Regions from separate parts of the Homo sapiens genome. Here all the other regions are linked to region 3. A link is a loop called in an ENCODE intact Hi-C map of the cell type or tissue named here. Cell type or tissue: B cell. All regions are shown on one strand. Each heading gives the region's core, and the rest is flanking DNA. Links, peaks and the distances in the headings are about the cores only.

Region 1 (5,966 bases), core at 591-5,590, 68 kb before region 3:
GCTGAAACAAATGACCCCTAAATGGAGGTGCTAACCGGAGCTTTGCCCCAAGAGGATGACCAGGTGCCGCCTCCATCCTGCAACTTGCCCTTGCCATCGCCGGATGCAGTGGAGGCCTGTATAGTATGAATCAAAGGATTGCTGTTTAGTCTACATCTAGGTCAGTGTTTTCATCCAAAATTACAAGTTTGGGTTCCTGGCATAACTCTTTACTTACTCATAATATTGTTGTTGTTCAATATATGTTTCTTATACATCAATATTTGCTGATTGGCTGCCTAAATGAATTAATTAACAACACATACATAGTAAAAACCGGTTGAGGAATGTGTTGCAAACAACTTCAATCAAGATCGCCTTAATTATTATTTATTTAGTATGTATTATGTTCCAGGTCCATTACATACATTATTTTTAATCTTTACAACAAATATGCGAAGAAGATATTTAAAAAGAAGATCATTTGCCCAAAGGCATACAGCTTTATAAGTAATGGAGACAGGATCAGAACTCAGTTCTGGCTGATGCCAAAGACTGTTCTTCCACCACCGTGCTTCCTTCTAGCTTTTCAGGATATGCTTGTCCACACAAACGTGGGTCAGCTCTGTTCTTTCTACCATGGGTGTCAAATGAAATTAATTTTTGCCATCACCCTAGCTTACAGTTTTCCATTTTCTGCACCAGTAGGCACGCAATTATTTGCAAGAATATAGAACACTCAGTAGGGGTGAGGTGAGAAGAAGCCTCCCTTTTGCAGATAGACAGGAAGCAGGCAGTGGGCATTCAGTATACTTTTTACCAGGTAAGTAGACTTACAGTGGAAGAACTGCTTAAAAGAAACAGGCCAAGATAAAAGGGGTTTCTCATCCCCTTTGCAAATGATGTTCTCTTAGCACTTCCTAACACACTGAGCAGAGGCCAGTCTTTCCATCTTTCATATAACAGATTGTTCAGGCTTTGCCTCTCTGGTGAAAGGGGTCCCGTGAGGTTGAATCTCCTATAAGGGCTCTCACACCATCTTATGCTCCCTGAATCACTGGACGGGACACAGATTGGGCTAGCGTGGAACAAAGGATGCACAGAGGAGGAGAAGGTGAGGAAAGCGGGGAGGAAAAGGGAGGGGTGCAAGATTCCACTCGGAACCTAACGCGTGGTTATCCATCAGCCTCTGTCCTTCCTGACTCTGGGTTGTTTACAAAATCCTCGCCCTGGTGTGCACTGGGCTGCCTCAAATAGCCCTTGCTCCTTCCTTTAAGGAGGCACTGCTTTTGTTATAGCAAAATCCAAAAGCCTTAACTTACCACCAGGCAGGACACGGCCAAAAGCTGGCCTGGGGAAGACGGGACGAACTCGCAGGTAAATTAAACACCCGCCCAGTGTGGAAGCTTTCTCTGAATACTCCCAAAGACATTCTCCCCTCCCCTATGCCTGCCCCACACTCTTCATGTGAGTGAATCTATCATAAGCATGGGGTGGGGGAAATGTGAGTGCTGGGAGCCTCGTGAGGTGAGTGCCAGCAATTCTAAACAGGAACGGGGAAGGACTGCGGTAGACAAGCCATGAAGCCTTTAAGTCACTTCACGGTGATCTGTATATCCCAGCAAAGCCTAGGCCCCATTAGGGAGTCTTTTAGGGAAAAGGGTACTCCTGTCATCCCACGTGCTCATTCATGAGTGAGGGCAGATGCGGGGAGCCGCACTGGACAGCAACCAAGATGGAGAGCCGTGCGGTGCAGCGTGGTGCCCTCCCGTAAATTCCACCCGCGCACTCCAAGGTTCCACGGCACACGTAAACCATCTGCCCAGCCCTGAGACACCATCTCACCTGTTCTGTGTATATGCAAGTTCCGCTCCCCCCTGTCCTCAGCACTGGCCTCTAGTCCATTCTCCATCCCCATTCTACCTCTCACAAAATAAGTGTGTGCTCAGGGAATGGAAATGCATTGAAGAAACCTTGAAGGAAGGAGCTGAAGGTAGGTCCGCTGCCTACCTGCACCAAGAAAAACAAACAACTCTTAAATATTACTAAGGCCATGACCCCTGATTAGGGATGCAAATGCATCTCTATTGACCAAGGTTATAAATCAATGTTTAAGAAATTAGATCATTTGGCAGATGTATATTTAGATGAACCGTGTTGTAGACCCTTTTGCACAGTGGGACCCCATCTCCCCTAGTACATCTTGACGCTGGGTAGTCATGGGTGTGGGGCACCGGGAGCTCCTGGTGAAGGCAGTCCTGCCTTTCCCCTGCATGTCCACAGGCCAACTGAGCTGCAGTGGATGGGGTTTGGTCCAGCATCTCTCGTAGATTTACTTTTTGCAGGAGCTTGAGCTGGTAGATCCCAAAAAGTATTTGCCTCCAGCATATTCTCCCTTGATTTTCACAGCTTTCTGCATTTCAAGAGTAATGTAACTCATGGGAGGCTGATTCACTGAAAAGAGCTCAGCAAAGTCTGGTTTGTGAGAGCCATTTGATATCTAAGAGGCCTTTCTTTCCTCGTCTTCTGAGCCCATCTACTCCAAACCCCAACTCTGGCTGGAAGTTGGAGAGGCAGAACCCAAAGCAATAGCAGGGAGGGGAGCCCAGGCACCATGCAGAGGTGGATTTAATCCTCCGAAATCACCCATGATTCTTTCCCCATTCAGCAGATGAGAGCATCAACACTCAGACAGGGGCAGCACCTGCCTTACAGTTTGTAAGTGAGAGATCTGCCACCGCACTGCCACACACCCTGGGGAGCAAACCGCTCAGCCCCAAGATGCCAGCCCAGGCTATGCTTCACTTAGTGGCTCTTTTGAGCTTCCTCCTTCTGAAGCCCTGCACTAGCAGGAATCCAGAGGGGTCCACTCACAGTTACCCTGCAAATCAGTTCCGGTTCAGACCCTACTGTTGGCATTGAAAGCTTGCCGTGTTCTTAAACACTGGTCCTGGTGGCTTGGGGAGTAAGCGGTGAAGTTGAGAGGGACGCAGTATATAATACCGCCATGAGCCTTCGAAGGAGCCTCAGTGGTCTCTCACCCTGGGGCCACATCCTGCTAGGCTTCAGGTTCCCTGGTCACCAAGTCTCCTTCCCCCCCACCGACAACCTGCAAGGTAAGTTGATACAGATATGTTGCTGCCAGGGGCGACGCTGTTCCAGATTGCATCTGAAGGCAGAACCAGGGGTCAGGGGCTGCAATTACAGCCAGAGGTTTTAGATTAGAGAGAAGGGCTTCCTGACAAGTTGCTAAACTCAGCGGGTAATTAGGGAGAGTTTACAGAAACTCTTTCCCAGGAAATATAATCCCATCACCCTACTTAGGAATAGTCTCCCTAGGAGGACAAACCAGAAAGTTTCAGGCTTTTCAACCTAGAAAGACTATGGACGTGAGTCTCGTGAAATGAAGCGGGGTTGATGGGGAGTTCTAGCGGGCGAAATCAAACCTGACCTGCCTCCTTTACAGACTTGCCAGGATAAAAGGAGATAACATCTCTGCAAGCATTTGTCTACTGTTTGGTGCCAAGGCGAGGATGAGGGATTTTTATTGTGCGCAGGAGCTGGGGTCTCTCCCATGAGGCTTTAAGGAGTAAATAAATGCAGCATCGCTTTACACAGAGGGCAGCAAACTACCCAACTGAGAGCAGTGTGGACTGAGGAGTGCAACAGGCTCCAAACAAAACTTTAAGACAATTCACCAATATCAGGGGCTTCCAGGTTAAAATCAAGGGACTCCACTGTGGCTTAACGCCACCAAAAAAGTTGTCACGATCATCTCCATTGTCATCCGTTACTCTTCGTATATGCATTTTGCACATTTTCTCATTTGATCCTCATCACACTTCTGGAGAGCAGCTCGGGGAGGTATAACCCCATCCTACCAATGAGGAAGTTGAGGTTCAAAACTGGGTTGTGTGAATTGCCCAAGGTCACATAACCAGCAAGCGGTACCACTGCTTTGTGTAACTTCAGGTGGAGGTCAATGCCTTTTCCACTCTGACTTTGCCCACTCTTGCGATCAATTCCTTCATTCATCCATGTGTTCATTAACTCAACAGATATTTACTAAACATCTTTAAAACAAAGGAAACAGCAAACTGGAACATATTTTCTTTCCAAACTCATTGTGAAATTGGGACATACTCCAGGAAATAGTAACATCATTTTGTTCCCTGGCTCTAAAAACACTTAATCTCATCTCGTTGTCTGTGACACTTCTTACTAATAGCTGACAAGGTCTTAACAATTTGCCCCATCCGTTTGACCCCATCTTCTGCCACTTCCCACCTCCTTCTCTAGATCCTGAGTACACTGACCTTTCAAGTCCTCAGTGACACCAACTAGGCTGCTTCCTGCCTCAGGGCCTTTGTGCATGCTATTTCCCCCGTGCATACATGTCTGCACCATTCGCATAATTCAGGTCTGAGTGCCGCCAATGTCATATTCCCAGAAAGGATTTTCCTGACCTGCTTCATCACACACAGGCCCTCCCCATCACAGTACTTTTTATTTTCTTCATGGAATTTATTACTTTCTAAAATGTTCATATTTATATTTAGTTGTTTGCTATCTGTATCCCCTTGCCCCAGCCTCAAATTCCAGGAAAGCAGGGGTCTTGTCTGTCTTGCTTGCTGAAGCAGGCACCTGCCCCATGTTTAACATATAATAAATAAATATATTAATTAATTAAATAAAATCATGAATTATTGGTCAAAAGTATTTATTACATTACACTTGATTGCACAGTACAATTATTGTTATAAGCTATAGATTAAAAACTTTTTTTTTCTTAATTTGCACTGAAATCTAATTGCAAGGAAACTGCGACTGCAGCAGTAGGTTAAGTTCACACAGAGTACATACCCTGGATGGGAATACTGCTCCCTTCAATCTGTGTTTTGTTTGTTTGGCTTCAATTTATGGACGCAGTTTCTTCTGCTTCCAGACTTACCTTGGAACCTCCAGTCCTTAATAAATGCTGAATATGGAGAAAGTTTCAGTAAGTTGTGGCCAGTGGACAGCAGTCCACTTAGGAGTCATCGTGAAGTTAAAAATACTGACAGGTCACAGAGGGCTATGGGTGTCCAGCCAAAGCTAAAACTTCTGTCCCTAGACTCAGAACTAGACCTGCAAGAAATGAAGCTAGCTTTAGCCCCTTTCATCAGCTGTTTTCTTCATGGCTGGCAGCTTTTCCTCAGTTACTTCTTCTTTTCTCTTTCTTATTTCCCTCTTTCCTCATTTCACTTGCTCTTGCAAAAGGAGCTTTAAAAAAAACCTTATTCACATTAAGATGTAAATGACTGTTGACTTCCCAGGTGTCCCTGCAGACTAAAAGAGAACCCACACTGAGGAATAAAGCCACAGAGGGATTCCAGGCATGCAGAAGCACCTGCTTAGAAGGCTCTGCCCTGCTCCTTCCTGCTCTAACTCTTAAGTGTCTTGAAAAAAGAAAGACCTTACAGGCCATCTAGCCATGTTGACGAGCATGGAGACCCTGAATCTAAGGAGCTGATAACAATAAAGTGTTGCATGGCCTGAAGATAAACCTGGAGGGACCTTCAAGGTACGTGGCTGGGTCTTCCTTGCAGCCACCACTCTGCATAAAATTTCCATTGGCAGGTGTATCTCACAGGCATTTGGCTGCAGCACTCTTAACTCTTCTCTTGTCCCAGTGATATGGGCTGTAATCACAGACAATGAGTGTGGGTTTAAGGAACTTTCAGGAAGATAATCACTCATTTACAAGGCACCCTCTTTATAGTTGCAGTTACAGGGGGAGGACCAGCACCTGCTTCCTTGCTGTGCTTTGAGCTGTGTGATATGACTCCAAGAACACTGTAATAAATACATTTCTATTTATCGAAGCGTGCTTTATGTAATGCCCACAACTATCCTCTGAAATAGATATTGCTATGACCATTTTCAGCTGAGAAGAAAACTAAAGCTCATGGAGGTAAACTAATTTGCCCAAGTTCACATAGCTGGAA
Region 2 (5,966 bases), core at 672-5,671, 240 kb before region 3:
TGTGTCAGGGATGAGAAAACTGAGCTTTGAAGACAGTTCAGTATGGATGAATTCTCTTCAATCTGATGACTTGCTCTTCCCCACTATCATCACTATAATCCAGTTTTCCACCACCTCTGATCTCTGAACTTGTCTTCTCACTTCCACTCTTCCTCACCCTCTCCCCACCTAATTCGTGCCCCATGCCTCAGCTAATGATATTTCTAGAGTAAAAACTAGAACTTGAAATCCTCATCTTAAAACCTTCCAGTGGATTCCCATTGCTCTTTGGAACTATACCAAAGTCCTCATGTTCTCCGGAGCTCTGCATGATTGGTTTGCCTCCTCTTTTCCTTTCCTCCTGTCTCTCTCCGGCGTGGGTGGCTTTCTCTGGTTCCTTGAATGCAGGATCCCTCCTGCCACAAGGCTTTAGCACACGAATGCACTCACCCATCACTCAGTTCAGTGCATGATTATGTGTGAATGTGTGATTGCTAGATTGGTGGTTGTTTAATTGGGTGGACTGATGGTTACACCAGCCTTTTCCTTATTGGAGAGTAAGCTTTTTGAGGACAGCAACCACAAGTTTTGTTCCCATTATAGTCCCAGTACTGGAAAGGTGCCTAGTGCACAGCAGATGACCAGTAAATATTTGCTGAATAAGTGAGGGAATTCTTCACTTCATACATTCTTCACTGCTAGAAAGCATTCAGGCCAGATGAGGAGCATGAGGCTTGGAAGGACAGTGACTTGCTAGAGGGGCAAGAGGGAATGGGAGGGAATACCTAGGACCCGTAGGGGTGAAGGCAGGCTAGCTTCTGAATCACAGCTGAGGGGATGATACCTAGAAAAGTTTCTTGCCATGCGTAAAGCTTCCCTGCCTTAGCATCTTCCTTTAGAGATAACTATGACTGGCACCCAGATCACATTGGTAATTCAAAGAAACAGCAGTATAAATTTTATTTATTTATTTATTTATTTTTTTAGAGGGAGTTTTGCTCTTGTTGCCCAGGCTGGAGTGCAGTGGCATGATCTCGGCTCACCACAGCCTCTGCCTCCCAGGTTCAAGTGATTCTCCTGCCTCAACCTCCCGAGTAGCTGGGATTACAGGAATGCGCCACCATGCCTGGTAATTTTGTATTTTTAGTAGAGACGGTGTTTCTTCATGTTGGTCAGGCTGGTCTCAAACTCCCGACCTCAGGTGATCCGCCCGCCTCGGCCTCCCAAAGTGCTGGGATTACAAGCCTAAGCCACTGTGCCCCACCTAACAGCAGTATACATTTTAAAAGAAATTTATTTTTTTGACCAAGTTTTGGGATGCATTTTTTAGTCCAATAAAAAATACAGGCAGCTGGGCATGGTGGCTCACACCTGTAATCCCAGCACTGTGGGAGGCTGAGGCGGGAGGATCACTTGAGCCCAGGAGTTCGAGATCAGCCTGGGCAATATGGCGAAACCTTGTGTCTAGAAAAAAATACAAAAATTAGCCAGGTGTGGTGGGGTGCACCTGTAGTCCCAGCTACTCGGGAGGCTGAGGTGGGAGGATCACTTGAGTCCAGGGAGCTCAAGGCTGCAGTGAGCCATGATTGTGACCACCACTCCAGCCTGGGCATGGGCAACAGTGAGACCCTGTCTCAAAAAAAAAAAAAAAAAAAAGGATGTGTGCGTATATACATATATTCACACACATATGGTAGGTATACATCTATATATACATGTATCTGGTAGGCTAAGCCTACCACATATCAGAACAGACACCAAAATAAACAAAATATCAGAAAAGATGACCAAAATTCTTAACTAAATGGACAGTTTGGATACTGCTCCATGGTAGAAAAGGCTGTACTGTGTAGCTAGTGTTCTGTAGATTCTGGAAAGGAAATCTCTTGTTTACGATTGTGCTGCTTAGCTTATAATAGATACACCATAAATATTTGTTGAATGAATAAAGGAATAGAACTTTCATTGGTATGGAAAGAGTCCTGAAGGGCAGGGGCAAAACCACAGCATCTAAAGTGCTAAAGCCATCTGTTCTAGCAATTTATTTGCTATTTCTTGGAAGGCCTATTATTTTATAATCCAATTTCCTGACAGAAGTAGAAGCCCATAGGTTCTAACACCTTTGGCTATTTGAACCTAGGTAAGTTATCTAACCTGTCTCAACTTCCACCACCTTATCTGTTAAATGGGTATGATAATTCTTTACTTACCTGGGGATAATTTAACTGTTCTGATGGGGTACAAAATAGAAGTGGCCTCTGTCCTTTCTAGTGGAAGAGATAGTAAGCAAATAAAATTAGAAAATTACAGCTTTTAACATAGGCATGATGGAAAACCGCAGGGTGTCACGTGGGAGTAGCAGTGGGACCTCATTCAGATTGGGGCACAGGGAAGGCTTCACTAGTAAAATGCCATTTATGCGGAGACCTGAAGGATGAGTTAGGAATTGGCCAAGAGATAGTGAAGGAAACAGCACGCGCAAAGGCCTGAGGCAGGAAAAAGCTGGGGGAGAGGGGCAGTAATTTCAAGCAGCCCAGAAAGACCACTGGGATAAAGCTGGATGGAGAGGGACAGAGATGCTCAGAGGTACTAAGGTGGGGGAATGACATGATGCCATTTACATGTTGAGAAAAGCACTTGGGCCGCTGCGTGGAAAATCGTTTGGGGCTGAAGTATAAGAACTGGATCTCGGTTCTTACAAGAACCTGAATCTTAGCGCCAAGGACTCTAATGATCCTGCTCAAACCTCTCATTTGAAACACGAGAAAAAAACCCCAAAACACCAGAACTACAATTGTGAGAAGCCTTGGCCAGGATCGCACGTTAATCTGGTTGTAATGTAGCTGTGAACTAGGGTCTCTGACTGCTCTTCCGCGATTTATGAGCCCGTGCCCCCCTCCCCCCGCTGCCTTCTGCAATGGTGGAGTGGCCAGGAGATGACTGCCGGGCGTCGGAGTTTTGAGGCAGGCGAGGGTGGCTCGCAGGCCAGGCTCCTGCGGTCCGGGGAAGATGCGCAGCAATGCGCCTCCAAGCCGGGCCCAGGCCGAGCGCCTCTCGCCGCCGCGCACATTCCGGAGGGGGACCGCGGGGCTCAAAGGGCCTGCGGCGTAGGTGGCTCAGCCCTTTCCTTGGCTTTCCCTCCAGGGCCATACTTGCCGAAACCCACTGCCTGAGCCTCCCGCCCGCCCGCCGCGCCCCCGCCCGGGGCCGGGAAACGAGCAGGGACAACTCCCCGCCCGCGCCTCCCCGCGCCCGGCGGCCCGGCTAGCAACCCAGAGGCGCGGCGCTGCGATTGGCTGCGCGGGGGAGAAGGGGCGCTGCGCTGCTCCAATCGCCGGCCGCGCCCGGAGGCCGCGCCGCCAGGAGGCCGCGGACGCGTGCTCGCATGCCTGTGGTATTTGCTCAGAGGGGCATGACCACTTCGGGCAAGCCTTTAAATGTGAGTCAGCTTTCGGCCGATCCCTGGGAAAAATTCCTTCGGTGTTGTCAGGCAGGGTTCGCTAGCTGCAGCTTTTTTTTTTTTTTTTTAAACAATTCAAAAGGGATAATCCCGCTGAATGGGGAAAGGCATTCGGACCCCGTCTCCCCGGAGGAGAGGCCGTGGGCAGTGCCGGGGGCCAGGCCTCCCCGACTCTGGGCGGCCCCGAGGGGCTGGTTTTCTGGAGGGTCAGGGCACCTGCCCTTTCTTCCCTGCGCCCTCTCCCCAACTTCAGCAGGGCACAAAGGGCCGGGGGGCACGTAGACCGCGGGGCGAGCAGTGCCCCCTGGAGTTGTGCCCGGTCCCGGCCTCCCTTTCTCCCCTCTCTCCGCGCTTCTGCTCCTGGACCCGGCCTGGGGAAGCCGAGCGGTTCTAGGTCATCTCTCCACCTCCCTAAGCTTCAGTTTCCTCATGGGCGAAGGGGAAGGCGGACAGTAGAGGAAGTGAGCTGGCCTGGGAGTGTGGAAACTTGGCGTGTTCTCCCAGCTTAGTCTTACTAACGTGCTTGGGCAAGCCCCTTCTGCACTCCCGGCCTCAGTTTCCCCATCTGTAAGATGAGAGAGCCGGTCTGGAAGAGTCCATGAGTGTAGTGACATCAGGCGATCGCGGTACCCCTTCCTGGGGCCTGTGGGCGCGGGGTGGATAAAGCCCTGTGACTTGCCCGCCTGCTCCTGCACAACTCCATAGCTGCTCCCCCAGGCCACCCAGCTTCCCCTCCCAACGTCATCTTAGAGACGCCCAGTAGGCAGGATTGGGAGCACCAAGGGGAAAGAAGACCAAAAAAGGCCGAGGGCTGAGGGAAGTGAGTTGGGACTGGAGGGGTTTATGTGCAATTTGATTTTAAACGAACATCTTGTGCAGAAGAAGAGGCAATTTGGCACCTGTTACTGGTGGGTTAATAGCTTAGGCACTCTTGGTAATGGGGATACAATACTGTGAAGACCAGATTAGCCGACTGTGGCAGCAAATTATGAGTTGACCGGAGGCTGGGTGCGGTGACTCGTTCCTGTAATCCCAGCACTTTGGGAGGCCGAGGTGGGTGGATCACCTGAGGTCAGGAGTTCGAGACCAGCTTGGCCAACATGGTGAAACCCCGTCTCTATTAAAAATACAAAACATTAGCCGGGCGTGGTGGCAACTGCCTGTAATCCCAGCTACTCGGAAGGCTGAGGCAGGAGAATCGTTTGAACCTGGGAGGCGGAGGTTGCAGTGAGCCGAGGTTGCACCATTGCACTCCAACATGGGCAACAAGAGTGAGACTCCGTCTAAAAAAAAAAAAAAAAAAAAAAAAAAGAGTTGACCAGAGAGATGCCATAGAATCTCTGCGCTTGGGAATCTTTGAAAGATAAGGCAGGCACCACCCTCCCTCCTTTGAAGGGCTTTGAAATCCAGGCAGAGTGAAACTCTTAGAGCGCTCTGAATCAAGAGACCATTGGAGCACTGGCTACTTCTGTGTGTGAGAAGTGTGGTTTGGTAAAAAAGAGCATTGCACTGTGCTGCTAACACAGGGGTGTGACCTTGGGCAAGTCACTTGCCTATTCTCAGTCTCCTTTTCATCTGCAGCAGGATGAGGGATTAAGCTAATTGACCTCTTAAAGTCCCTTACAACTCTGACACTCCACGATGAAATGGAATAATGTGTGAGTAATTGCTTTGAAAACTGCATAGCACTAGGGGTCTTTTTGTTGTTATTTTTATATAGATAAAGGTGACCTGAGAGTTCATTAAACTCTGAAACTGGTTGTAAATCAGGCCATCCACAGCCTACCAGCTGAGATTGCAACAGGGCATTTTTTGGCGACAGGTTTCTCTGGCCTGTGAATCAGTATTATTTATTCTGTTTGTACTGTCAGTTCCTGCCCTGGTTTTGTAGCCTGAGGCAGCCACTCTTCGCACTCTGCCTTGGTTTCTCCACCTCACTTGCCTTCTCCAACTTCTTGTGATTCAGATGAATCATGCTATGCCTTTGCCAAGCTTGGATCTCCTGGAAACAGGACTGCAAATTTGGAGGAAGAAAAACGAGAACCAGATTGGTTTGCCACAACTAACTTTGACCATTCTCCTTTTTCCTTCTCTGTGATCTTCCAGTTGTATGGGGGGCTCTGGGATGTATGCAGATGGGGAGGGGGAATAGGCTGAAGATTGAGAAAGAAAAAGGCAGGTGCCAATCATAAAGGAAAGGATTTAAAAATGTATTCCTACCAATTCAGAAATAGGGAAAGACATCTAAACCATCAGGAGGGTCAGATGATCATTATGCACTATACAAAAAAGAGTTCCTAGACTGGAAACCTGGTGCAGAGTTTAGTTCTGCTTGGGCAGGTCAGGGTAGTCTTCAGAAGGGGGTGATACCTGGGATATTTCTAAGGAGAAAGAGCAGTTTTTCTTGTAGTGAGAAGTGCATCTAGCCTGTGGGTAGGGCCTGAGCAAGGCAGAAAGTGAGACTGTGTAGTGGGGCTTGCGTCTCCTAGGAAAGGCCAGTCGCCAGGTGTGTTGTGAGCTCAGGTGA
Region 3 (5,966 bases), core at 624-5,623:
TATTATTATCATCATCATAATTACTATTATTACCAATGAAGCTTGAAGGAACTCACCTTTATACATCACAAAGAAATAATTATTTGGTTTACAACTGATGAGACCACAACGAAAGTATGATTTGAGATAGCTAAGAGCAGAAATAAATTTGGATTTTTTTTGCTCTAATTGCACCTTCCACATAAACCCCCTTTGCTCTGGATTTGTGCTTTTTGAGTTGTTTGCATCATGCATAGGTGCAGACTTTGTTTCAAGTTCTTGTAAGAGCAGATGCCCTTATTTAAGGCTGAGTAAAGAGGAAATGCATTCCTTATAGGCATCTACATCCAACTGGCTTGGATTGTCTAGCACACTTACACGAACTACCTATTTTCAGGTCAATTCTAAAATAGAACATATCTCTCCAGAGGTACACATTTTGAAGATTATAAAACTTTACAGTCAACCTGTTTCACATTTCAGAACTCATTCCTTTTAATGCCAACAAAAGAACAACAAGAAAATGATTTTAGAAAAATTTTAAATCTGCCTCCTGAAATTTGCCACAAGGAAAACAAACCAAAAAAAGCCTCAAGAAGAGAACTATTTCTCTGTTTTTTTTATTAATTTGTTTTTTTAAGTTTGGTAAATATGAATTTAGCATGTTATGGAATTATGTTATAAACTGTACTAATAGATGCTAGTAATTCTTAAGTTTAAAGATTGAAAATTAAAATATGAAATATTTATTAGAAATACTTTATATTGCTTCAATTGGCTGCAACTGATACACAGCTGAATAAAACCATGAAATCGAAAGAATATTTAATCACATTGGGAAAGTGGACATTTTTAAGGGGAATGAATGTTTGAATTTGGACAAAATTAAAGTGCTTAGAAAACAAATAAAATTGACTATTGTTCAAAAAAAAATTCTGGTGAGGATAGTCTTGACATTTTACAAAGAATTTACATCTCTAAAGTGCTTAACTTAACCTCCACTACTTAACTGTCTGAAATGAAGGTGAAGCTAAATTTAAAGGACATTTTGCTTTTTTAGTTTTTTAAACACTTCCTTTGGCTCCTTCCTTTTCTTTTAATAATTTATCCTATTTTTTCTACCTTTATGCAGACAAACCAAGTGTCCATCAAATCAGGCACCAAAAAGCAAGCACTCTTAAATACAGTTCACTCAGGCTAATCATGACAGTAATTACTGACATTTTTATTAATTATAGCTCATTTTTTCCCCCAGAAGAAACAAAACCAAGTCTCTTGGGTCAGACCAGCAATCATAAAACGAAAAAGAAATAAATAATAAGTTAAAAATAGAGGGAATGTGTTAAAAAGAAGGAAAAAGTACTGTTCATAACCAAACTGTGTCACCTTAAAAAAGAAACATTTCCACACTTAATATCTGATTCAGACAGAAAGCTTCTCTCCTACTTTTGAAACAAATAATTCCACTTCAAATCCACATTTTCAGACACCCCTAGCTTTCTGCATCTGATTCCTACAACAGCCCCTTTACCTCAAAGAGGTAAAAGTCAGTTCACAGTATTTCTCTCCCAAACATCCCCACTGAAGCTCCTTGTAAATTTCAGCATAAACTCAGAACTGTCACCGTGGGTTTAGAAAATAATGACACATTTCAGCTATAACCCCCCAGATTGAAAGATTAAAAGGACTTTGCCCAAATTTAGGGGAAATGAAGGTGCGTGGGCTCACTCTGCAGCTGCAGTTTTCAGCCCTTGCAGTTTAGAAGATTCTGCATGAGCACGGATGCCACGAGGGTATCCAGCGAGTGGGAAGGGAGTCGCCCTACATGTTTTCACATCGATTTGTAAAACTGTTTTGAAAGGGTATTTCTAGATCCATTTGTTCCAAATGCAGCAAAATTCATCCGATATCGCTCACAATGCATGCACGGGTTATCTTACATGTAATAGCCATCGTATTAACCAACCCAGCTGATACTGAGATGGTGAATGGGGCGGGGGAGCAGGGAGGAATATGTCGCGCATGAAAAACTCCGGGTGTAAAAGTCAATGCAGAACTCACTCCCCGAGGAACCGAAAAAGACATTCACGACTCTCAAGTGGAGAGAGGATAGAAAGTCAAGTGGCGGGGGTCGCGACCAGTGATCGGGATTTCAGTCTGATCTCAGTACCCAGCGGAACAGGACCATAACCTAAAGAAATGAGCTTTTTCCGGAGCAAAGAGCGGCCCCGATTTCAAAGTAGAAAAAATAAACTGCTTGGGGGTGGAAGATGGCGAGGGGCGGGGGGCGGGGAGGGAGGCGGGTCGCGGCGCTGGCTCCGGGGTCCGCGGCACGGCCTCCTCTGCCGCGCTGCCCAGGGCCCGGACCCTGCCCGGCGCTGCGCCCACCGCGAGGGTGCCAGACCCGCCGCGCCGCCGCCGCGCTCTCCCAGCCGCGGCCCCCTCCCCCGCCGCTTCCTCTTGCTCTCCCAGCCCCTTCCCCCACGTGTGGATGACGTCAAAATTCCGCGAAAAAGCCGCGTGGTGGCTCCCCGAGCGGAGGCGCGATTCCGCCGCCCAGCGGCCCCCTCCCGGGGGCGCCTGGAGGGGGAGAAGGGCGGAGGCGGCCGGTTCCTTCTCCTCCCGGGAGGCAGGACCCCCCGACGCCGACCGCCGGACGCCCCCCGCCCCAAAGCTTATTGGAAAATTCACTTTTGTAAAGCAAATGTATTTCCAGAGCTATTTTCGGCCGCGTGAGGCGTGTCCTAAGCTGAATCAGACAGGAAGAGGGGGAAGTTCGGGTCTTTTAATTTTTTTTTTTTCCGAAGGGAGGGGAGTGAGATGCTAGGTGGGTGACAGACGGCAGGCGCTCGCCTTCTTAACTCACGCCTGTCGCATCTGCCGCCTCAGTAATCCAGCCCCGTCCAAGCCGAAATTCGCCGAAGGGAGTGCGGATGCACAGGCCTGGCGGACTCTGCCCCCCTCCAGAACGCAGCGGCCCAGCGCCCCGGCGGGCGCGGCTGCGACCAGAGGGTCCCGGAAGCGAGTGAACACCTGCAATCGCACTGCCCGTCCCCACCCACCCTGCTCCCCCGTGCTCTCCGCTTCCCGACGTTTTCCTCTTCTCCTTGTCCGCATTTTTCTACTTTGCCTGCACTCCCTCCTTCCTCTTGATGTGCCTCCTATGTGTCCCCTCGGATTTATGTGTCCCCTCGCATTTTGCCAGTCGGGTTTTCGGTTTTGATTGACCGTCCATCCCTCCACGGAGAAACACAAACACAGCTCCACTCTTTGGGGGAGCCGAGGGGAAGGCAGTGGCTCCCATTTCTGAGCCTGAACTCAGTCACTACCCGCTCCCCACCTGGCCTAGGCGCCCCTGCGCGGAGAAGGCGGGACTCGAACTCGCGCTGCTCCCGGGCCTTGAGCCGACCGCGGAATCACCTGGCTGGGAGGCATCCTCCAGGTAAGCTTGGGAGTATGTGTGCTTAGTGCTGCAGGCTCCTGCAGAAAAGTGCCTATAAACACCCAACACCCTGCTGCACCCTCCACCTCCAGGCTTTGTACACTTTCCAACCGAAACTCCAAAACGCTAGCGTAGAGGGTGGGGAGCCGGCCGGAAAAAGAATAAAAGTCCAATAAAACTGGCGTTCGCTAAAGTTTATCACCAGTCCTACATGGGATATATATATATGTATTTTTTTTTCCGTGAAGGGTGAAAAGGAGATAAGGAAGAACCAACAATCTACCCCCTCCCGCCGCCCCCCACCCCCGCGCCACGGTGATCAGTTTGGACTTCAAAGCCAGAGCACAGGCTCTTGCGCTTTTTCTTGAAACCGAAGTCTACACTGAAAGAAAGTGTGCACTTTTGCCTAGAAGGCAACATGCGTTTTCCCGCGTGCTAGGTGGAGTGCATTTTAACAAGACATTAGGGTTTTAACACATGGCTGGAGTGGCGACCAAAAGGGAAAACTCAGTTTCCAGTCCAAGCCTCCTAGAGACATTCCTGCCAACCTCCGCACCCTCTCACGCCCCACCCCACGTGTGAGAGTCTGCAAAACCACCGGGGATTGGATTCGATGGCGAGCTTCACGCTCGGGAACAGTCAGTAATCGGAAGGGGAAGTGGACAGGGGAACTTCAAGAGGCGAGCCTGCCACGCGGGAAGCGCCCGAACTTGCGGGTCTCCATGAATGCAGAGGGCGCCGGGAAGGGGGGGCATCCGGCCGCGACCCTCTCTGCCCCTCCCATTCGCTGCCCCCCTCCCCGCTGGAATTTCTCTGTAAAGCAAGACGGAGTAGGGGGAGGGGGAGAGGGAAGGGGCGAGAGGGCCCTCGGCTCACTCCCGAGACGTGAGGACTCGCCACCCAGGCATTCTCCTCGGGGTGGGCTGGGCCCCGGGACGACCACCCGCTTCTTCCTCGCCCCCGCTGCCCCCACTTCGGGAGACCCAGAGCTCTGGATGCCTTTCCCCGGAGAAGGGGGGGTGTGCGGAGTCGGGGTGGAAGAGACCTTGCTCGCAGAGCTATATCAAGTGATGTCCAGAGGCTGGGAGCCCCGGCGGCCTCTGTCCCTTGCCTGTCGGGTTAGATTTATACTTTAAAAATACCTCCCGCCCTCCCTCCTTCTCTCGCCTCTCCCCGCTGCAACTTTCTTTGATCCGCTCAAAGGTGGCTTAGGTGAAATTGGAGTAATTCCCTTATGGGGGTCTTAAAATGTAAGTGAATGTCCTTATCCGGGGTGACTCAAAAGCTTAAGTCGGGAAGCCCAACGTGACTAAAACCAATAGGTGATTGTTCGGGGCCGACTGTGTGCGGGTGTACACGGTATTCGGCCCGGGTGTCATCCGCGGCGCTGGACTGTTTCATTTTGAGTTTGCAACTTGGGTTTTTCAGCGAGCTTTTTTTCTTCCTGAAAGCTAATGGCTTCCACAGCAATTAGACATTTTCCTCGCCCGCCCCTTCCCTCCCCTTTCTTTACATATAGGAGATGGGATACTCATTCCCGCTGCTATTGATAAGGTCGGAGGCGGCCGGGCCTCTCCCCAGCTTTCGCCCGCCCCAGCGCCCGCTCTCCCTCCGCCCTCCCTTGGCTTCCTTTTGATGTAGTGGGGAACGCGTCCTACTAAAAAAAAAAAAAAAAAAAAAAAAAAAAAGTAATCTGCCCGGTAACAATCAGCGCGCAGTAGCAGGAGCCCCAGAGCTATTGGCTATGCAAATAGAGGGAGGGGAGACGGCGCCCCAAACTCTTCCTCACCCTTTTAAAGCGATATCCCCTCCTTTCCCCCCCACCACCCCTTCCGCCCCACCCTCGTTTAAAGAGGCTGGCTCCGGGGCCTGAGTTAATCGCTTGCACCTCTAGTTTATTCGCTCCCCTCCTCCGCCTTGCAGGGAACCTAGTGTACGGCTCACCCAGCCCGCGCCCCACCCCGCCTTGCTGGCTCTCCGCGCCCCTGCCCGGGCCCCCTCTCTCGGTGAGGGAGGCACTCAGTCGGCCTCGGTGTGCCCAGAGAGCTCGAGCCACGCCATGCCCGCTGCACGTGCCAGCTTGGCCAGCACATCAGGGCGCTGGTCTCTCCCCTTCCTCCTGGAGTGAAATACACCAAAGGGCGCGGTGGGGGTGGGGGGTGACGGGAGGAAGGAGGTGAAGAAACGCCACCAGATCGTATCTCCTGTAAAGACAGCCTTGACTCAAGCATGCGTTAGAGCACGTGTCAGGGCCGACCGTGCTGGCGGCGACTTCACCGCAGTCGGCTCCCAGGGAGAAAGCCTGGCGAGTGAGGCGCGAAACCGGAGGGGTCGGCGAGGATGCGGGCGAAGGACCGAGCGTGGAGGCCTCATGCCTCCGGGGAAAGGAAGGGGTGGTGGTGTTTGCGCAGGGGGAGCGAGGGGGAGCCGGACCTAATCCCTCACTCGCCCCCTCCCCCTCCCGGGCCATTTCCTAGAAAGCTGCATCGGTGTGGCCACGCTCAGCGCAGACACCTCGGGCGGCTTGTCAGCAGATGCAGGGGCG
Region 4 (5,966 bases), core at 454-5,453, 150 kb before region 3:
CATCCTGAAACCACCCTTTCCTCCCCTGCCCCATTCATGGAAAAATTGTCGCCCACGAAACCCATCTCTGGTGCCAAAAAGGTTGCAGACCACTGCCTTACAGAATGTGGGCAGCCTAAAAGCTAAGCTGGTGAGACTGGGACCAACAGGTATCTCCAGATTTGGGTTGTCACTAACCCATCAGGGACTCTCTCAGACACCCTCAGCAGGAATGGAGAGTGAGGTGGCCCAGGCGCTTAGAGACACAGAGAGCGAGCCAGAGGAGCCGTTAGGGAACAGGGACGTGGCACAGGGAAGAAGAGTAAAGGAACCTCAGTCATGCGGTAGCGGCTTGAAGACAGGGCGATGAGTAGGTGCAGGCATTTGCAGAGAGGGGGCAGTAATAGAGGTCACGAGGCTGGAAAAGCCTCCAGTGGGCAGAAACCAGGAGGCAGACGGGAGAAAAATACCACAGCCACGGGAGAAGCAGGGTGAGAGCAAACTGAAAGGTCTGTCTGCAGCATGGACAGTTCCAGGGTTGATTTTTGTCCCTTCAGCTGCAGTGGCCTCCATATCATCCATGGGCAGCCGCCGCCCACCATCTCAGCATGTTTTGGCAGGTGCATTTTAAAACGAGTTCCTGGCATCTTATAGAGATAAATAGGGTAGAAAATAAAAGAAAATAAAAAATAAGACATAGCCTTTACCCTCAGGGAGCTTAATCTCCGGTTCTCATAAAAGCCGAGCTACTACAGTACACACAAAAATCGGAGTCCAGTGACTAAACTCGCGTGTTTTGTAATTGAGCAGAAATGGACTTAATTCCCAGCTCTGCCATTTGCTAACTACGTGATCTTAAAAGCATTTCCTGACCTAAGGCTCCACTTCCTCATGTGTAAAAAGGTCACAAGGACAGCACCTGCACAACCAGGGTGCTGGAAGGATTGAGGGAGGCAGAGCCTGCAGGGCTGGGCACGCACCTGGCATGTGAGGCTTCGGCAGACGGCAACCTTTATTACCCAAGCTCCTTAGACCAACAGGCATTTCCTCTGTCCACCTGCATTACTATTGTGTGAATTCGGATTCCTCAGGTGCTGCTGTCCTGCAGGAATTTGGCTCTTGAAGCAGGAGAGGGAGAGGAGACCAGGGAAATGGGGACAGCTACTCCCGGAAGTTATCACAGGGGAGAAGGGCTCAGAGCCCAACTTAATAAAAAGAGCATTGCATCAGTGCTTCCTGGGGCCCACTGGCATCCCCTGTAAGCTGCACATTCCCTCCCCAGCCAGGCCTCTGCTAGCAGCCTCTCTGTGCTAGAGGAAACCTAGGGACAGGGACCGCTCCAGCTGCAGGCAAGTTCCTAGAAAGTCCAGTGGAATGGATATCATTCCTGTACTGTGAGTAATCGGCCCAAACAAAGCCCACTGGTATTTCCGAGTCCATTCCCAGTGCCCAGAGCTGGACCCAGTAGCTCAGCAGCTGCAAGGAGTGGAATGCAGTTCTCTAGCATGCTGCCCTAGATTCAGCCTTGGAGAAAGACTCCTTGCCCCAAGCGGGGAAGGTGCTCTGAAGGTCATCTCGTCTATGCTCCTGCCTCTGGGCCCAAACATTGTAAGACACAGGGCTTGGAAACCCCCTGTAGCCCAAGTGTGGGGACCAGGGAGCCTGCATGAGGATTCTAAGGATACAAGGTGGAGTCAGGAAAAGGATGTCCCTTTCTCCGTTGCCTCCTTGAGCTTCCATTAGAAGGACTTGCAGGAGAGGGGAAAGAAATCAGGAAAAGAAAAGCTGAGCCTCCGTGGTGTCTCTACCCCGACTTCTCTCCTGCTCCTCCTTTGGTCTTGGGGCAGGCCAGCCCTGTCTGCCTCCCATCGCTTTCCTCGCTTCTGGGCCACTAGTCTGTCACAGTCACCATTTCTGGAAGTTCAGAGATAAAGCTATCCTTATCCTTTCGGAACAGTGGCACCTGCTTTGTCAGCTCTAGGTGGTAGGGGTTTCCCTAACTGGGTTGCCGATGAGCCCGGGTCATTCACACTGGGGAGTCAGGTCTTTGGCCTTAGCTCACTGGGTCACCCCAGTGGTTGTCCCAGGGAGGTCTTATTGCCACCTCTTGACAAATGAGGAAGCTGGGGCACAGCAACATGAAGTGACTTTTGCTCAAGACCCTTCACCGGTCCTTCCACTGCCTGGACACACCCTGCCAGGCATCTCGAGGCTGATTTTCAAGGGAACAGAAACTTCCACCGCTGCCTGTGCCTCGCCTAGCTCCCACCCAATACGAAAGAATGGCACACTTATAGGTCACACGCCCCAGTTCATTGCTCCCTAGCTCCCATGGGAAAAGGCATAAAGTGTCCTTTCCAAAATGGTGACTGTCATTTCCCCCAGCCTAATTTAAGGCAGGCGTGAACGTTCCCCAGAGAGTTCACCTGGGCTGTCCTCCTGTGCAGTTGCTGTGCAGAAATGTTTCCTCCGTGTGCATTGCCTGCTGTCATTTCTTGGCTTTTCCAGAGTGTAAGCTGTGGTCCTGGGTGAATAGGGCAGTAGGTAGGGTTGGGGGTTCAAGGGTCAGTGGCCCTCAAACCTGGTACCCTGTGAACACCCTGGTCATTTTGAATTTACCGGCTCAGGAAAGAAGATTCCTTGCAAGCACACAGTTGCCTGTGGTCAGAGGGATGATCTCAAAGTGCTCTTAGTTCCTGGGCCAGCAGCCAGCTGCCTTGGATGGTCAGAAGGTGAAATTTGAATGCTGGTGAATGGGAGAGCGGAAGTTCAGCAAGGCTGAGTTAAGCCCATTCATGAAAAAGATCTAGTCTCACTTCCTTATTGCCAGGAGTTGTGTGTGAAGAGTGTGTGTGTGTGTGTGTGTGAGCACGCGCATGCACATGCACGTGAGCTTGATTACTTTCTGCCTCGCTTCTTCCTCCACCCCTACTCTTTTCTTTTTTTTCTCTCTCTCTCAAAATCTTAAGTTCATCTTCAGGAAACTGCCCAAGAATGTGTAGCCGGTCTGTGGTTTGCTGAAAAAAAGAAAGAAAAAGAAAGAGACAGATTCATACAAAAGCAATTCTCTCTCTTTCACCCTCTCTCTCTCTGTTTCTCTCTCTCTCACACACACACAGTCTCTCACACACACTCACACTCACACACACACACTTTCCAGGTTGTGCTGCATGCACCTCCCCAGCTGTTCTCCCATTCAGTCCTGTCTGGCTTAGGGAGGTGAAGTCATCTCTGGGTGGGAGATCATCCCGGTCAAAGGCGGGGTGGGGGAGCCGTCATGGCTGACCCACAGGGAAAAAATTCACTGTTACCCAGTTAGCTCCCACCTCAGTGGACCACATGGTGCTTCTGGCAGGTTGTGCCTATGGCTAGTGGCGTGATTCCCAAGTTAGTAGAAGGCTGCTGTGTGGCAGGTACCCTCCCCTGTTATCTGTGAGATGGAGGTGATCATGATATGGGCTCCTCATGGGTTGTTGCAGTGATGAAGGTGAGGCACACAAGGTCCTTAGCACAGCATGTAGTCACAGGTGATCTCACTGAACATCTCCGGGGCAGGGGGCTCACCACCTCCAGGGCAGCCTGTTCCATTTTCAGCAACACAGCAAAGAAGCCACCAACCCTGCTGGGCTTGTCAAGTCTTGGGAGGAATCGAGGCACTTCTTTTGACTTTAGAAATAGAAACCGAGATGCTGACCAAGAAAAAGTATGCACCCAATGCAGTTTGACCTACCCAGATACACAGGGGCCTCACGGACATGTGCCTGAGAAAGAAGACGTAACTCAGGGAAGGATATGACACCAAAGCCCTCAAAATGATTAACTGGAGCAGGTGATTTTGAGCCCTCAGTACTTTCAGTTGTTACTCTCAGACTCTGACCAAGAAGTGCTTACTGGGCACCCACAATGATTTCAGAGTATTCTGGAAGGAGTGCACCTGTCCTTCCAGCTGAGCCTCCTCCGTGGGTGCGGCAGGTAGAAGGGCATATAGGTGCTTTCCCCGCCTGTAGCCAACATCCCCTGAGCTGTTGATGCCCTGTGAAATCTCTGTGAAATCTCTTTCTCGCTGATCCTACACATTTGGAAAGTGCTGTCATGACAATTATTACTCACAAAGTTCTCTTGCTGAGGGAGGATGGTCACTTGGCATGTATTATTCTCCCCATTTTACAGACATGGAAACTGAGACCCACAGAGATCCTGGTGGTGTAGTTTGAAGCTGCTGGAATTCTCCAAGCTGCTCTCCCTGCCTTTTAGGCTGTTTCTCCTAGTGGTGCCGGTGACACAAAGAGCTGTTCTTATCCTCTCCTGTCCTGAGTTATTATGCAGTGAGTTGAGTGGAAGTTTCTAACCACCCCTCAAGTTCCCTACCAAGGAACTTAGGGAGGTGAAGTCATTTCTGGGTGGGAGATCATCCCTGTCAAGGGTGGGTGGGAGATCATCCCGGTCAAGGGTGCGTGGGAGATCATCCCGGTCAAGGGTGGGTTGGGAGATCATCCCGGTCAAGGGTGGGTTGGGAGATCATCCCGGTCAAGGGTGGGTTGGGAGATCATCCCGGTCAAGGGTGGGTTGGGAGATCATCCCGGTCAAGGGTGGGTGGGAGATCATCCCAGTCAAGGGAGGGTTGGGAGATCATCCAGGTCAAGGGTGGGTGGGAGATCATCCAGGTCAAGGCTGACCCACGGGGAAAAAATTCACTGTTACCCAGTTAGGTCCCACCTCAGTGGACCACATGGTGCCTCTGGCAGGCCGTGCCTATGGCTAGTGACGTAATTTCCAAGCTACCAGGAGGCTGCTGTGCAGCAGGTACCTCCAGGTAATGGGCCATCCCACATCCATGCCCTTGGTTTGCCTTGACCCTGGCTTTGGCAATGTGATTAACATCCATTGGGTGCCTACTAGAACTTCAGGGAGTGGACACGGAGGCTGCAGACCCCAGGTGGAGAAGGATGGGCTCCCAAATAAGGATTCTCTCTCACTGCCTTCATTTCCTTCCCCCTCCCTTCCCCTGTGTCCTCAAACCATCCATCGATAGTGAAAGAGAGGAAACATCTGGTCTGGGTTCCGCACCTCCACCCTGTGTTGGGGGGCTTGTAGGAAGAGATGGTTGGAGGTCTTGGAACCTTGAAATAAACCAACGGTTCAGCTGCCATCCTCCCCACCCACCATCCTGTCTTCCTCACCCCACCTTAATATCAGCCATCCTCCTAGCAACAGCCTGCACCATGCCACCACCCAGCAGACAGCTGCTGCTGCCAGTTCCAGAAACTAGAGAGATCCATGACCAAAGTGAGGCTCCAGAATGTCTCTGTCAAGACAATGGAGATACTGATGGTCACAGGGCCAGAGGGCAGTGACGGGGGATGGGACCTGGGGGACAGCTCTGCACATACTTCCAAAACTCCATAAAAGAAGTCTTCCTCCAAACATCCTCTTCTTCCTTCCCTCACTGATCATAATGAACTATTTTTTATGGAATATTCCCTCCATACCAGGCACTTAAACAAATTATCTTGTTTAATCATCATAATGGCCCTACAGGGTCGGTATTCATTCTCTTCTTACAGATGGAGTCGAAGCACAGAGAGGTTAGTAATTTGGCCAAGTTCATACAACTCAAGTGGCAGAGCTTGGATTCAAATCTTATCAAATTTCAAAGTTCAGGCTCTCAGCATCAACAACAAACTGTCTTTCTGATGCCTCCTCAATCCTTTGTCTCCCAGATAGGCATACCAGGATTTAAGCACCATCTCCTAACTACTGGTTTCATTCAGCTGTCCTCTTCTTCCTTCATTCATTCACTTCAATCACTCATTCATATACCAAGTAAAAGACTTACTATCTACCATGTGTGCTAAACATTGAGAAAGAACAAAATATTGTAAACTCCGTTCTTCTGCTAGAGATGTGATCATTTGGGAAGCATGATCAATGACACAGCGGAGAGAGTAAATATTCCCAGACCTGAGAGCAAGAGGGATCACCTCATC
Region 5 (5,966 bases), core at 437-5,436, 54 kb before region 3:
TGGACTTTGTTGGATGTACATGGTAATCTTGTGGCTCCTTCTGCCTTGTTCTACTTTCTCCCCTTTTCTCTCACAGGTCTTCTTCCTGCAAACTTTCTGCACTCCTAACTCCACCGCAGCATCTGCCTTCTGGAGAACACAGCTGTCACACCTGTGTTAAGCTCCAAAGCGCTGGAGGTACCTAGTGCCTGGATGAAACTAGAGACATGGAGATATTGCACCCAATAGGACAAGGATGAATCCAGCCCACAGGCCACCAGAGAGGAGGAATACAGCTAAGTGGCTGAGGGCATGGATGCTAGCAGCTGGCACCAGCGCTAACCAAGGGCTTATCAGGACAAGGGAGGCAGCTCCCCTCCATGCCAGCCAACTGCACTTAGGTGACGATGCTGAGGATTTCTGCAGTCTAAGTTACTCTGAAGCTTGGGCAAATTGTTTTACTGCCTTCAGCCTTAGTTACCCCATATATAAAATGGGATAAGTGACACGTGTTGTTAAAGTTCACCTTTCATCGGACCCCAAAATGATTCTAGAGATAGAGAGCAGATTAGGGGTCGCTTAGGGCTGAGGAAGATGGGGCTATAGGAGGCTGATAGCTAAAGGGCACAGGGTTTCTTTCTGATGTGATGAAAAAGCTCTAAAATTGACTGCGGTGATGATTGCATAACTCTGTGAATATACTCAAAAATCACTGAATTGTACACTCTGAATGAGCGAGTTGTATAACACGTGAATTGTATTTCAACCAAGCTGCTATTTTAAAACACTTAGCTCAATGAATCATTGCAAGATGAATAACCCATGTAACCATCACCCAAGTCAGGAAATGGAATATTCTAGAATCCCAAAGTCCACCTACCGCCTGCGAGGACATGTATTTTTTGTTTGTTTGTTTAGTCTCCTGTCCCCAGAAATCTTATGGCACATCTCTGAAATAGGTCATTTGGTGTGACTGGTATTAACTTCCACTGGGTCTGCAAGGAAACATGGTGGCCTCCCTGGTGATCCTTCTCATGAAACACAGAGTTCATTCCTAGCGTCCTATTTTAAAAGGGATACTGGCAAATCTGAGCCCATCCCAAAGGTGTGTGAACAGATGAGGAGATCTAGTGTTCACATGAACAAAAGCTGAGGATCCAGGTCCACATAGCCTGGAGAAAAGATTTCTGGGGGACCGAATTGTTGTCTTTCCATAGTAAAGGGTTACCACATGGAAGTGAAGGCACCTGTGCTTTGTCACCCACAGGGCAGATCTAGGAAACAGGAGATGGGGCAGTGCCAACATGTATAGTGTCCAGCATTACATATGGCACGTGACACACAAATACCACCAGAGTCATTTATCAAGGGCCTAGTACATGTCGGGCTTTGCGTGTTCTCTCGAATCCTCACAAAGACCTTGTCAGATGGGTATAATAATCCATGTTTTGCAAAAGAGGAATGAACTGGGAGAAGAAGATTTGCCAATGGGGACAGATGAGACAGTGTGGCCCTCTTAGGCGCCAACATCTTTATCCTGCATTAAATGAACATGCAAGCTTGTCCAACAGACAGGCATCAAAGGCTGTTTAGAAGAGAAGGGAAAAGAAATGGAGAGGGAGCAGGGGACCTCCCAAGCTCATTGCAGGTGTGTCCCTAAGAACTCCAGAGGCCCGGCCAGGTACAGTGGCTCACGCCTGTAATCCCAGCACTTTGGGAGGTGGGCGGATCACGAGGTCAGGAGATGGAGACCACCCTGGCTAACACGGTGAAACCCCGTCTCTACTAAAAAAATACAAAAAAATTAGCCGGGCGTGGTGGTGGGCGGCTGTAGTCCCAGCTACTCGGGAGGCTGAGGCAGGAGAATGGCGTGAACCCGGGAGGCGGAGCTTGCAGTGAGCCGAGATTGAGCCACTGCACTCCAGCCTGGGCGACAGAGCAAGACTCTGTCTAAAAAAAAAAAAAAAAAAAAAAAGAAGATGATGATGAAACTGAGGATTAGGAAGGTTAAGCGACTTGCCTGGACCAAGATCATCAGCTGCATGAACCTCTTAACAAAATGTTGGTCTAAAAAGCTATGTCAGGCTTATTCCTGGTTCCTCGTCTAAGCTGCTGTGACATTCTTCACACACGTCACCCTTTCCCTGGCCTTAGTTTCCCAATCTTTGGGCATGGGGCCTGAGCAGAGGGCTGTATAGCGGCTTGAGCAAGTGGTCTGGCGAGAAGAAAGTGCCTTCTGAAATTGAGTCTGTTCTGTGGCAGCGTTTGGGTGGAGCCCCCGATTTTGGCCCAAATTGCGCAAATAGTTGATCATAAAGAAGATTAAACAGACAAGTGAGATTTGCGCCGGTGGTCTCAAGATGGGACAAGTTTGTTCTAGATTTGAAAGTCATGCTTCAGTGCTCCAATGTAGCAAATTTTCTGTCCCTGGGGCTCTGGGGAAACCCTTGTGTAGTATATTTGCTTTCAGTTTCCTTTGACAGAGGTAGGGAGCTGGTGAGTGGGGGAAACATGCCCTTTTTCTAGGATCCCTCAACGCTTAATAGACGTGCAATCACCATCATCCAGCAAGGGCGTTGACAGCTTCTCAACTTCTGAACATTCACCCAGCAACCCGCGCCATGCCCCTGCGGTCTGGCCCTTGTCCAGCCTGCTGAGCCTTCTCTGTCAGAACCTTCATAAAAACAGGAACAGGATCTCTGACGGCCCAGAGGCTAACTCTGTCTCCTTTCTTGCCCGTTTTACTCTGGGCCCTCCCACGTGCCCACCAAACGCTGAAGGGAAGATTTTCTTAACTCAGTAAATGGCCACACATGTGTCTCGCTTCTGCAGTTCTGGCTTGGAGAAGTTTAATGTCTCGGGGCTGGAATAGCCTTGGAAGTCCTCAGGTTTATCCCACTGCCTCTGGGTTGACCACGTCGAGAGCTCCCCAGGACTCTCTGCCTCCCCATGTTTCTTAAGCCCACATCTGTGCAGAGCTTGTGGATCCTCAGTCAGATCAACCAGTCAATCTCCAAAGCTGCTCACCATCTAGTGCCACTGAGAGCCTTAATGCAGATATAGATGATGACCTGGTAGCTCACATGTACTACCCAGGGCTTTAGAGAATATTCAAAAAGTGCAAGTCCTTGTATGACTCAGGATGTGTCAGGTAGGTAGCTCCCGGGAGACAGAGAGAAGGCGGGTAGCCCCTCCATTGTGTGTTTAGCTCTTTCAACAATCCCTTGTAAGGTCTGTTAAATTATCTTGAGCACACAGCTCATTTTCTCAAATAAAATCTGTTCACTTTAAGGAAGAGAGATGCTTTATCTTCCCTCCTATTATTCCTGGCATCAAACCTAGCAAATAGTAATAATAATAATAGCTATGAGTTATGACTGCCTACTCTGTTCCAGACACTGCAAAAGGAACTGTAAATACATTAGCTTACCTTACCTTGACGAGAATTCTATGAGTCAGATATTGTTACCATTTGAAAGACGAAGAATGAAGGATCAGATTCATTCAGTGACTTGTTCCATCCTGACCTTTCAGCCTATAGCTGATGGAATCAGCATTCTAACCCAGGATAATCTGAGAAAAGGCTGGATAAGTCAGGATAAGCCAAGCTATGCTGCAGGTACAAGTAAACTCTAAAGTTTCCGTGGCTTTGTATAATAAAAGTGTATTTTTCACCCACGCAAAAGTGGTTGCAGATCTGAGTGCATCTCCAGGGTAGTTTTCCTCCTTGTGGCAGCTCAGCTACCCTTCCCTTTTCCCACCCCAACATGGGGCCTCTATTGTCAATCTACCTGAAGACAAAGGGCTGGAGCTTCACGCAGGGGCTTCCATGCTTAGGGCTGAAGATGACCTGACTGTATCACCACCAAACACATTCCATTAGCTAGTCATTCACAGGGCCCCACCTAACTTCAAGGAACCTGGGAAAGTAGACTTCTCTGTGCCCAGGAAAGAGGAAAACCAGGTATGGAGAAGCCCTAGTAATCTCTGCTACAAAAGCCAACATGCTTTCTACCATGCTAAACTGCCTCTAAAACTGAAAATAAAAAATAAAGTATGTTCTAATGACATTGCCACTGAGGTTGTCACGTGCACACAAAAGACTGGAGTGGGTGAGTTGGGGAAGATAGAGGAGCCGTTCATGCTGTAGACAAAACGCAAGACTTTTTGGTACATCAAATCAGCCCCCAAATCCCCGACCTAATTAGTGCCCAGACAGAGGAGCTGGACTGCCCCCATCTTTCCTCTCAGATGGATTTCCAGTCTTCTGTGACTTCTTCTTATCAAGGTGCCCCTAATATTCACTGTAACAGAACCTCCCACATATACACCACTCGCTGCTGGGGTGCACAGCAGAGAGAGAGGAAGTTAGGAGGCAGGGCTGGCATATGTGACACTTCGCATACATTTTCTCATTTCATCCTTGCAGCAAACCCACTTGGTGTAGCTCTTGGTAGTTTCACCCATTGAATAGTACAGGAAATTGAGACTCAGAATAATTAAATCGCTTTTGAAAGGCCACTTACGGGGACCTTCTCACTCCAAATGGACTTTTCTCACTACGACCATGTCAAATTTGCCCCCGGTCTGTTTTATTTACTTAAGTGGATCTCAGTCGCATGGAAATGGATTAATCATAATACTTATTTCATTCTGCACTCCTATAGTTGCCCCATGCATAACCCTACTTGATTGTTTGGCTATTGTTTTGAAAAATGTAACACGCTCCTAGAAACATACCACCCAACACATGGTTCTTCTTCATCCCACTCTGCCTGCCTCTTCCATGCACTGTAATTAACATACTACATTTTAGATGCATCTTTATCTTGCTTTCCTTTTATATAATTTCATTTTATTTATTTATTTATTTATTTATTTTAGAGACAGAGTCTTGCTCTGTCACCTAGGCTGGAGTGCAGTGGTGCAATCATAGCTAACTGCAGCCTCAAACTCCTGGGCTCAAGCGATCCTCCTGCCTCAGCCTCCCAAAATGCTGGGACCGCTGGCAGGCACCATCATGCCCAGCTACTTCTAATTTTTTTGTAGAGATTAGGGTCTCACTATGTTGCCTAGGCTGGTCTGGAACTCCTGGCCTCAAGCAACCCTCCCATCTCAGCCTCCCAAAGAGCTGGGATTACAGGCATGAGCTACTTTGCCTGGCTGTTTTATTAATTTTGAACACTGTAATATTTCGTTGTGTGAAATACTACAAATAATGTTTTCAGCTACTCTCTTATTTTTGCTATTGTGAGCAATTGCTATGAATGTCTTTTGCTGTGTGTGAAAAGGTTGTTTATGTAACCAGGAGTGAAATTGCTGTGCAATAAGTATGTGAACATTTTTCAAAATGGTTGTAATCATTTATACACCCTTAAGGAATGAGAGATTTGTGGATTTATTCATACATCTTCTGCAACATTTGGTTTGGTTAGACTTTGTAACTTGCCAGTAGAATTAACACATTTCCCTGATCACAATGAGGTTGAGTATCTCTTTGTTTATTAACTATGTGTGTTTCCTCTTCCGCAGAAGACCTGTCCAGGTCTCTTAATGATTTTTCTATCAGCTTGCTTATGTTTTTCTTATTGATTTCTAGGAGTTCTTTATAATATTCTTCAAACTAATCTGTTTACAAGTTGTCTTTTCTGTATATTCAAGGCATTACATGATGTTCTTTGCTTTAATACCTCTAAGGTTAGCACTTTCTGTTTTGAGAAACTCTTCTCTGCTCCAAGGTTTAAAAGATATTTGCCTATATTTTCAACTAAATTTAGAATTTACAGCCTGAAGTTTAAAAATTTTAGGTTTTTTTTTTGACAATTAAGTCAATCTGGAGTTGTTTGTTTTTATATGGTGTGAGGCAGGGAATAATTTTCATATTTTCCTTATAGATAACCTTTTTTTTTCAGCTTTATTTATCAGATAGTACACAGGTCTGTTTCTGCATTCTCTATCCTATTCCATCAGTCAATGTGCCCATCCTG

What was found. A loop is a pair of places that touch in the nucleus more often than their neighbours do. Peaks named below come from ENCODE experiments on the same cell type or tissue, not always from the same donor. Only the 100,000 strongest peaks of a DNase experiment are listed, where the experiment ranks them.
Region 1: it touches region 3 in a loop (4-fold over the local background); 8 of 110 quality-filtered maps call a loop at or near these places.
Region 2: a loop joins it to region 3, with 17 times the contacts of the local background. A loop is called at or near these places in 66 of 110 quality-filtered maps.
Region 4: a loop joins it to region 3, with 7 times the contacts of the local background. A loop is called at or near these places in 79 of 110 quality-filtered maps.
Region 5: a loop joins it to region 3, with 7 times the contacts of the local background. A loop is called at or near these places in 8 of 110 quality-filtered maps.

Annotation. Positions count from the first base shown.
Region 1 is chr12:4,198,807-4,204,772 of GRCh38, forward strand. It overlaps LOC105369612 (a long non-coding RNA gene), which reads right to left and starts at 5,160. Exons shown (of 3, transcript XR_931569.3): 1 at 4,931-5,160. RefSeq lists an enhancer at 3,327-4,228 and a silencer at 5,217-5,511. In B cell, for the core only: no CTCF peak of the experiment used is centred there; DNase peaks (open chromatin) are centred at 2,735, 3,775 and 5,295.
Region 2 is chr12:4,028,097-4,034,062 of GRCh38, forward strand. No RefSeq gene overlaps it. Among named protein-coding and RNA genes, the nearest start is that of LINC03141, 19 kb to the left of the region's middle. RefSeq lists a silencer at 3,066-3,305. In B cell, for the core only: no CTCF peak of the experiment used is centred there; a DNase peak (open chromatin) is centred at 3,265; H3K4me3 peaks cover 1,130 bases; H3K27me3 peaks cover 1,502 bases.
Region 3 is chr12:4,266,948-4,272,913 of GRCh38, forward strand. All of the region lies in intron 1 of CCND2-AS1 (CCND2 antisense RNA 1), which reads right to left. Among named protein-coding and RNA genes, the nearest start is that of CCND2, 3.8 kb to the right of the region's middle. RefSeq lists silencers at 2,432-2,641, 2,652-2,721, 4,236-4,305, 4,930-5,121, 5,106-5,225. In B cell, for the core only: no CTCF peak of the experiment used is centred there; DNase peaks (open chromatin) are centred at 2,094, 2,504, 3,994, 5,214 and 1 weaker place; H3K4me3 peaks cover 4,222 bases; H3K27ac peaks cover 4,086 bases.
Region 4 is chr12:4,115,483-4,121,448 of GRCh38, forward strand. LOC124900317 (a long non-coding RNA gene) reads right to left here and starts at 2,737. Exons shown (of 4, transcript XR_007063173.1): 1 at 2,406-2,737. It also overlaps the pseudogene RPL18P9. RefSeq lists enhancers at 1,500-2,494, 2,896-3,025 and a silencer at 2,366-2,415. In B cell, for the core only: no CTCF peak of the experiment used is centred there; DNase peaks (open chromatin) are centred at 909, 1,191, 2,839 and 3,769; H3K4me3 peaks cover 1,256 bases; H3K27ac peaks cover 1,097 bases.
Region 5 is chr12:4,212,940-4,218,905 of GRCh38, forward strand. No RefSeq gene overlaps it. Among named protein-coding and RNA genes, the nearest start is that of CCND2, 58 kb to the right of the region's middle. RefSeq lists an enhancer at 2,150-2,369. In B cell, for the core only: no CTCF peak of the experiment used is centred there; DNase peaks (open chromatin) are centred at 2,452 and 4,332; H3K4me3 peaks cover 1,143 bases; H3K27ac peaks cover 2,691 bases.